Regions from separate parts of the Homo sapiens genome. Here region 2 is linked to region 1. A link is an interaction called in ENCODE POLR2A ChIA-PET data of the cell type or tissue named here. Cell type or tissue: HepG2. All regions are shown on one strand. Each heading gives the region's core, and the rest is flanking DNA. Links, peaks and the distances in the headings are about the cores only. Region 1 has its middle 4.3 kb from the start of MYCBPAP. Region 2 has its middle 2.8 kb from the start of WFIKKN2.

The links. ChIA-PET counts read pairs that join two places held together with the same protein. Peaks named below come from ENCODE experiments on the same cell type or tissue, not always from the same donor. Only the 100,000 strongest peaks of a DNase experiment are listed, where the experiment ranks them.
Region 2: POLR2A ChIA-PET joins it to region 1 with 6 read pairs; 2 of 35 experiments call an interaction of 5 or more read pairs at or near these places.

The regions. Positions count from the first base shown.
Region 1 is chr17:50,501,910-50,506,294 of GRCh38, reverse strand. No RefSeq gene overlaps it. Among named protein-coding and RNA genes, the nearest start is that of MYCBPAP, 4.3 kb to the left of the region's middle. In HepG2, for the core only: no CTCF peak of the experiment used is centred there; a DNase peak (open chromatin) is centred at 2,024; H3K4me3 peaks cover 256 bases.
Region 2 is chr17:50,830,595-50,834,979 of GRCh38, reverse strand. It overlaps a transcript of WFIKKN2 not described here. Among named protein-coding and RNA genes, the nearest start is that of WFIKKN2, 2.8 kb to the left of the region's middle. RefSeq lists enhancers at 1,682-2,202, 2,203-2,723, 2,883-3,753, 3,754-4,385. In HepG2, for the core only: no CTCF peak of the experiment used is centred there; no DNase peak of the experiment used is centred there; H3K27me3 peaks cover 3,764 bases.

The sequences.
Region 1 (4,385 bases), core at 386-4,385:
TGCTCCAGGGCCATGGCCCCTTCTTCACACTGCTCTAGACCTTGCTCTCCTTATGACTGAGGCATCCTCCACGGACAGCCCCTCTCCTGCTCTCCGAGGCCCAGGCTCTGGCTTCCCTCTACCCTCTAGAGAATCCCCAGTTCCGTTTACTTCGCGACTGAGCACTTATGATCCAGCAGGCTAGGTGCTGTGCCATGTGGGTCCTCCAGGAAGCAAGCACTGAGATGAACATAGGACCGCAAGAGGTTTATTGCGGAGAGAGGGGGTAGTGGCAAGGCCGGTGAGGGAGAGGAAGCAGGAAAGGGCTGGGAGAGCCTCAGACTGTGCTGCAGATCTAACAAAGTCTTGGCCAACCCAGCATGTCCTCTGGGCAAAGAATGTTTGTTAGAAGTTGTCAGCTAACTGCCCTCCTTGAGGGTGAATGGCAAGTTCTTTCTTGAAGGGAGACAGGAATGGCTCACCTCCGTGGCTGTCCCAGAAGCTCTGTAAGATATGGAGGAAAATAAGAAACATTTCCTCTTGCCCTCTAGGAGCTCAGAGTCCACTCTAGAGCAAAAGACAAACGCTCATGAAACTCTAATCCGTGCACCCAGTTTCAGGAAGAAGGCCTTTTAACTTTGGGAAGTTACACAGCTTGTGGGTGGCATGTTTGGGAGCAGGACAGAGGCTTGGGGATTGTGACGGGAGGGTTTGGTGACCAAAGGACAAGGGAAGAAGCAGGTAGGGGAGTATGTGGTCAGGCAGGCATGCAACCTGGCTGGGCTCTGCCACCAGCCCCTGAGTGACCTTGGACAGGTCTCACCCCCTGTCTGTGTCCCAGTATCACCATCTGCATCATGACATGAAGGGGTCCAGACCAGATCAGAGCTGCTTCACCTTTTGAGAAGCCAATCAAACCTAGGAATCTTCTCCTGAGAAACGTGCATTTGACTTTTTTTAAAACTGTTGTAAAATACACATAACATAAAAGTCACCATTTTAATATATTCAACTGAGTGACATTTAGTACACACACAATGTAGTGCCACCATCACCACTACCTACACTACCTACATCCAGAATGTTTTCATCATCCCCAAAGGAAACCCTCTACCAGTCATTCCCCAGCCCCGACCCCCATCCCCTAACAATCGCTAAGCTCCTTTCTGTCTTTACTGATTTGCCTATTCTTGATACTTCATATCAATGGAATCATACAATATTTGGCCTTTTCTGTCTGTTTTTTTTTTTTTCACTTAACACGTATCAGTGACTCCATTCCTTTTCGTGGCTGAATAATATTTCGTTTATGGGTATACTGTATTTTGTTTATCCATACATTTGCACATCTGATTTTGCACATGACTTTGTATTCAATTCCAGAGATTCCCTGAAGCTCACTGATGTGCGACTGGGGTGGGGGTAGAAGAAGGTCAGAGTGCTTTAGACACAAAGTGGGGTCATTTGAAAGTAGATTTCCAACTCTAATGTGTGAGCTCATGGGGTAGTCATTAGCTGCAATTTAGGAACCACAGACTGGATATGAGGGGGGCCTTCTTAGAGGAGGTAGCACTTCTTAGAGGAGGTGGGCCACTAAATAAAGAGTTCAATGGGTAGTTCAGGGGGCAGGTACTCCAGGTGAGGACACAGAAGGTACAAAGGCCTGGAGGGGGCTGGGCATGATGGCTTGTGCCTATAATCCCAACACTTCGGGAGGCTGAGGCAGGAGGATCACTTGAGCCCAGGAGTTTGAGACCAGCCCGGGCAACATAGTGAGACCCCGTCTCTACAAAAAAATTTCTAAAAATTAGCCAGATGTGGTGCCATGCCCTTGTGGTCCTAGCTACTCAAGAGAGTGAGGTGGATGCATTGCTTGAGCCTGGGAGGTCGAGGCTGCAGTGAGCTGTGATTGCGCCACTGCACTTCAGCCTAGGGTGACAGAGCAAGACTCTGTCTCAAAAAAAAAAAAAAAAAAAAAAGCCCAGTGTGTGTAAAGCACAAGCTCAGATGACAGCATCGCTTCACCAGCATAGCTCCCGCAGTCTCCTCCCAGCGCCACAACTCTGAGCAACTTCCTGGAGCCCAGGGAGGAGGAGGTGGTGGCTAGGTTGACAGAGGACACGGCATAAATTATTGCTTCATGTCTCTGTTTATTTCCACCCATCCAGGTGCTGAGCATGTCGTCAGCTACTCCTAAACAGCCTCCCTAAATAGAAAGCGCATTTCCTCCACAGACCGCATCATCCATTTCCCAGGGACAGCCACCCTCCTAAAGACTGAGGCTCGGGGTCATCTATTCTCCAGCCCCTCACATCTGATCCCCCTCCCGGTTCATCCTGCCACTCTGTCTCACTTTCGCATACCCACCTGGCCTGCTCCCCTATTGTTTCCATTGTGCCTCCCCAACCAGGTCTGACCACCCCCACACATAGCTGGCTGATGCCCCTCACATCTGCCCTCACCCACTCACATCTGGCAGCTGCACCCCTTAAACAATGCATCACATCACTGCCCTCCTTACTACAACCTTGCTCAGCTCACACTCAGCAGGAATCTCACATTCTTCTTAGCCCCAAACACAGGACACAGCTGGACTCTGCTCCCAGAATGGACTGACTTCAGCTTCAGGGATGACACAGAGACTCTGGGACCTTCTTAGGAAGGACACAAGGAGGGATTTTCAGAGGCTTTGGAGTACAGTGTGTGTTTGCTTCTCAACTTTGCCCCCACTTGGGCTGTCTGCTTTAGAGTGGGGACAGTGAACTAGGCATGGTGGCTCACACATGCAATCCCAGCACTTTGGAAGGTCAAAGCAGAAGGATCACTTGAGCCCAGGAGCTTGACACCAGCCTGGGCCACATAGTAAGACCCCGTCTGTACTAAAAATAAACATTTTGAAAATTAGCCGGGTGTGGTGTTTGTGTGTGTCTGGAGTCCTAGTTACTCAGGAGGCTGAAGCAGGGGGCTTGCTTGGAGCCCAGGAGATCAAGGCTGCAGTAAGCTATGATTGCACCACTGCACTCCAGCCTGAGTGACAGAACGAGACCCTGCTTCAAAAAAACCCAAAGAAACAAAAATAGAGTGATAGACTGGGGACAGTGCCTGTCTCACAAGGTCACAGTCACCTTCTATTGCCTCATCCTTTTTGTCATCCTCAGAACTCCTACACATACACTTCTGTGGGATCTGTCTGCCCCGCTAAAGCACAAGTTCCAGAGGTGCAGGAGCCTATCTGTCGGCTTCATGGCTGTGTCCCCCATTCCTGGCTGGCACATGTGGGCCATCCTAATGGATGGGTGTAGGGAGCCTGCAGGAGCATCAGTGAGCCTATGGTCGCTGCCTTCCATGATCTGTGGGGCAGGGAGAGAGCTGGCTCCTCCCATGCAGCAGCACCCAGGGGCAGAATCACAAACCACAGCAACATACTCCTAAGAAGACTGCTATGAGAAGACAGTTCTAAGAATCAGGGCTCCCTCTGAGCATGCAGGAGTTCCTGCGCCGGTCCAGTCAGCCTGGGCTGCTGGGGAGGACACGCCCAAGATGGATGGACATTGAGTTCTGGGCTCTGTCCCGTGGACCTCCACCAAAAAAATGGTTCTCTGCCTGCACCCCTCCATCCTCGCTCTGGGCAGAAGGCCACCTTCTGAGGGCAGATTCAGGGCTGAGGGAGCTGGTTCACCTTGGGGACTTCTTCCTAAATTGTGGGGGTAGCTGAGGAATTGTCCTTCTCCATCGGTGAGAATAGTGTTCTAGTGATGCATGGCTGGGAACTGAGGGGGCAGATGCTGAATCAAAAGCCCTGGGCCTGAGTCTCTTTTTAGCTGTGTCACCCAGCACGAGGCCTCCGCTCTGAGTTTCATCTTCCTCCCTCACAGAATGGGCTCAGCACAGCCTTCATCTACTTTCCAGGATGGATGCAAGGTGGAAAAAAGAATGTGTGTGAAAGCTATACAGATGAAAGGGATTATAGTTAAGGCCTGGGACACTCAAGTCAACTAGATCATTTCTCTCTTAGTGTGATAGGCAGAATAACCTCTCCACCACAGATGTCCACCTCCTAATCGCCGGAAGCTGTAAATATGTTACCTTACAAGGCAAAAAGGATTTTGCAGATGTGATTAAGGATCTTGAGATTCAGAGATGATCCGGGATTATCCGGTGGGCCCCATGTAATCACAAGCGTCGTTACAAGAGGGCGGCAGAAGGGTCAGCGTCAGAGAGGGAAATGTGCTAATGGAAGCGGAGGTCAGAGTGTGTGGCTCCGATCCAAGACATGCCGCAAGCCTTAAGAAGCTGGAAAAGGCAAGAGGCAGATTCTCTCCTAGAGCCTCCACAAGGAACACAGCTCTGCAGACACCTGGACCATTTCAGACTTCTGACCTCCAGAGGCTGCAAGATAAATTTGT
Region 2 (4,385 bases), core at 253-4,252, 330 kb before region 1:
CCATCGACACACCGAGAAAACCTCCGCGGTCACAGTGTCTCAGGATTGTGCCGGAGTCCAGCTGCCCTCGCTGACGACCACAGTGGCTGCTCTTCAGTGAGCTCCTTCTGACTGCCAGCCTTGTCTGGCCTCCCCCACTTCCCAAAGGAGAAGGTCTGTGGTCGAAGAGGGCGAGCGACTTGTCCAAGGTCGCACAGAGTGAGCAGTCCTGGTGGTACCAGCTGCCAGATGCACTGGGCTCTTCACACGTGTGGCTTCTCTGAACGCATCATCTCATTTAATCCTCACAACAAACTGCACCTCCATTTCAGATCGGAGGAAAGGACGCACAGAGAGGCTAAGCAACCTGCCCATGTCGCACAGCTACCCCACCACGGTACAGGAAACAGGGACACCAGCTTGCTGGGTGTGGGCAGGGGCCTTTTAAAATCACCCCTCCCCCATCCATCTGCCAGAACTGCTGTCAAGGCACAGCCCAAACTCTGGTTTTCACAGACTGGACAAGAAATTTTTGAAACATCAGGGGCTATATTTGTGGAGGGGCCGGGAAGAGAGCCAGAAGCTGCCAGGGGCTGGGGGCGATTCCTCCCCCATTTGGCAGCAAATGGCTTCTATCTAAAATGCCACAGAGCAGCCTGCAGTCTGAGTGTTTTCGAGTTGGTCACTCGATCCTGGGGGTAGGGGGCGGAGGCACATAGAGCCCCGAAAGAGAGGTACCTTTCCAAGGCCAAACCACAAGGGCCTTGAGGAGCTGCTGTGTCCCGGGGACAGTAGGTGGAGTGGCCCCCACACGCATCAGATACGGAAGGGATCCTGAAGGTAATCTCGCTTTACAGCTAAGGAAACTGAGGCCTGAGCCCAGGCCGCTCCTTCCCCACGTCCACTTTCCCCTTCAAGAACACAGCTCGCCATCTCACAGGACTGTAAAACGGCCACGGGACCCTCGCTTCCACACCCAGACCCTTCCCCTTCCCAGCCGGGCGGGTGCTGCCTTCTCCCCGCCTGAGCTGGTCCCTTCCCGTTGTGCGGCCATTCTGCAGGATCTGTCTTTTCTGCTTATGTCAAATCGCTAATGAAGGGTGTCAGATCCTAATCCTCTAAATTATTGGAATAAACTTCCCTTCGAGGCCAGTCCCCGTAATGAAGCCAGACAGCGGGCGACGCCGGCTGCTTTGAATTCCCCGTAATTTCATCAGCCCGTGTTCCAGCTGCTCCGCGCGGGGGCCTTCACACAGCCCTTGGACAAACGCGGTTTGCGCAGCCTCCTTTGATAGCACAAAGGGACATGGACAGTGACACATTTATAAGCAGGACTTAGAAAAACTGTCACAGCCCCATTAGGCCAGGACAAGTATCCAAGGAGAGGAGGCCGATTTCTGGGCAGTCCCAAGAGACCATTAGAGGGTGTGGGAGAGATGAGAGGGGGTCGGAGGAGGGGAGGCACCGAGCAGAGGTTGGGGGGTGCTGAGGAGGGCAGGAGAGGGGCACACGGCAGGGCAGGGGAAGCTTGGCCATCCTACCCCCACTCCTGGGGCTGATGGAGAAAGCCCCCACACCCAACCTGGTCCTGTCTCAAGCCACGGACTTCTCCTTCCCGGGCCCCATTCCTGGACGTTCTACTCTGAGAACTCTCAAAGCAGCATCGGGAAAGAGAGGAGCCCAAAGCACTCTGACTCTCCCTCCAGCCCTTCCAAGTCTCCCACCAAAACACAGCTCAGAATAATAAATAACATCTGATCGGCCTGGAGCCCACACAGTGTTTTCACCTGCACGTTGCTGCTGACCCCACGGCAGCCCCAGGAGGGAGCTCCCTAGCGCGGGAGAGGAAACCGAGTCACAGAGAGGTTAGGCTGGGCCCTCCTCCTGCCCACCCCGGGCCTATGGCCTCCACACACCCCGTGCAAGCTTCCAGCCCCTCCAGAAAGCGACCCCCAGCCCATGCTGGCTGCCCCGCCCACTGGCTTGTTTATAAGCTGTTTGGGAGCGCTTTGAAGTCTTCTCCTCCCTCCCAGAGGCCCTTGGAACTGGCTCTGGATCTGCCTCCTTCTCTCTCTCCTCTTGGTGTGTCTGTGTGTCTGACTCTGTGTCCCTCACACTCTTCCCTGTGGGTGGTGTGGGCCCTACCCTCACCAAACCCACGGTACTGAAGGTGGGCCCAGCGGGAGCGGCTCAGTGGCACATGCCCACTGTCCACCGGGCCTCCTCCACTCAGGCCACTGGGAGCAGAGGCTGGGCTGGGTCTCCTGAGCAGAGGCCTGGCCTCGGGCGTGATCTGCCTTTTCCCCTTTCCCCAAGGACACCAGGCACAGCTCTCCTGCTACTCAGAATGAGAGGTCAGAGAGGGCTGGGCTTGGCCCCATCTTGGAAGGGCCCCTCCATCCCCCACCATTGTCACAGGGTGGAGAACCATGGATTCTTCACACTGCCAGGGTGGGTTCAAATCTGCTCTAGGAGCCGTGGGAGGAGGTCACCAGGTCACTCTCAGTGACCCTTGACCTCAGGTTCACCCTGACATTAACAACTCCTGAGCCGCTAGGGTCTTGACGGGACAGCACAGCTGATACCATTTCCCAAGTCAGCCAGCCCCCAGCAGCCGCGATGGGGAGGTACAGAGGTGCCACAAGAGTATCTTGGGTGCCACGTGGCTTATGCACACCCCACACCCACACTCCTACCTCACACTGCACCTGCTCCCTCTATTTCTCTCCACAAAGGTTTTTTAGAGCACCTACGGTGTGCCAAGTTCTGGGCACATCGGAACCAATAACTGGCCAGGCATGGTGGCTCATGCCTGTAATCCTAACTCTTTGGGAGGCCAAGGTGAGCAGATCACCTGAGGTCAGGAGTTTGAGATCAGCTTGGCCAGCATGGTGAAACCCCATCTCTACTAAAAATAAAAATAAAAAAAAATAGCTGCACATGGTGGCGTGAGCCCGTAGTCCCTGCTACTTGGGAGACTGAGACAGAAGAATTGCTTGAACCCAGGAAGCGGAGGCTGCAGTGAGCCAAGATCACGCCACTGTACTCCAGCCTGAGTGGCAAAGCGAGACTCCATCTCAAAAAAAAAAAAAAAAGAAAATAACAACAATCTTTGTCCACAGGGAGGGTACCGTCTAGTCTAGAAAGCCAGCATGCAGAGATAAGAATGGTGAATGCTGGTGGGGAGTCCTCTCAGGGCTGGGGAACAGAGAGGAGGGAGAGACCTGGGGCTGGCTCTCGCACGACCATGACATTGGGTGGGGCCCAAGCCTGGGCAGAATCTCAAAGGAGGGAAGGCATTTCCTACACCTCTCCTTGGAAAGGCCTGGCCCACACCACAGTCTCCTCGGCCAAGGCCCTCCCTCCGCGGGGCCCAGGCCTCCGGAAAGGGGAGGTGATAGGGACGTCAGCAGGTTTAGGAGATGGGGTGGGGGTGGGAGCTGCAGGTCTTGCAGGCGCGGCACAGGGTGGCCCCAGCAAAGTACACCCCAGCGGCCCATTCTGGTCTACCCTGCTTGGGCCCCAGATCTGAGCCAGCCACATTTTCTCCCAAATGGATGGGGGGAAACCAGCCCCCCAGGAGCCCCTCCCGCTCTGATCTTGGTCATTTAAACATGTTTGGGGAGGAGGGGCAGGAATTGGGGTGCTGAGAAGGAAAGGAAGTCCTAGCCAGGGTGCTCAGATGGCAGCCCAGGTTGCCTTGGCTAAAGGCAGTGATTAGTCAGACTCAAGCCGGAGAATTCAATAAAGCCAGCGGCTCATTACCCAGCTGGGACCCCCTGCCCGCGCGGCCTCGGGCCTGGGTTGCATTACAGGACCGCGTGAACTCTCCCCTCTGAGTGAGGCTGCACCGGGCCTTGGAATAATTATGGGGCCTCAGCAGATGGTGGAGACGGATGGGGGAGGCCTTCAGCTGTGAGACACGTGATCCATCTGCATCTGTGTGGAACAGGACACGGGAGGGTCCTCACTGAGCAGAGAGGTAAAGCAAGGGCAGTCCTGAATCCACATCTGAGAATTATGGGGTTGTCAGGGGTGGGGCATGGCCCAGTGTCCCGGGCCAGCTAGGCCTCCTTGGAGACCCTTGCCTGGCCCGGGGGGGTCTACAGGTGCAGTGAGCCCCTGGAATCTGGAGTCCTGGAGTCTCTGTGTCAGGAACCCAGAAGAGGAGGCACCTCTGGGACAGCACAATTCTGGGCTCCTTTGGCATTCAAATGTCTTCCTAGAAGATTTGGAGCCTGTCTCGGGCTCCTCACCCACTCGGGAAGCTACATGGTCTTGGTTTGAGCACTGTGCAAGGAGTCAGGAGCCCTGGGCTCTCTTCCTGCTTTGCCATCATCTCACTGTGGGACCCCCTCTATTTCCCCATCTGAGGCCCCTTCCAGCTGCCTCTTCTGTGATCCCAT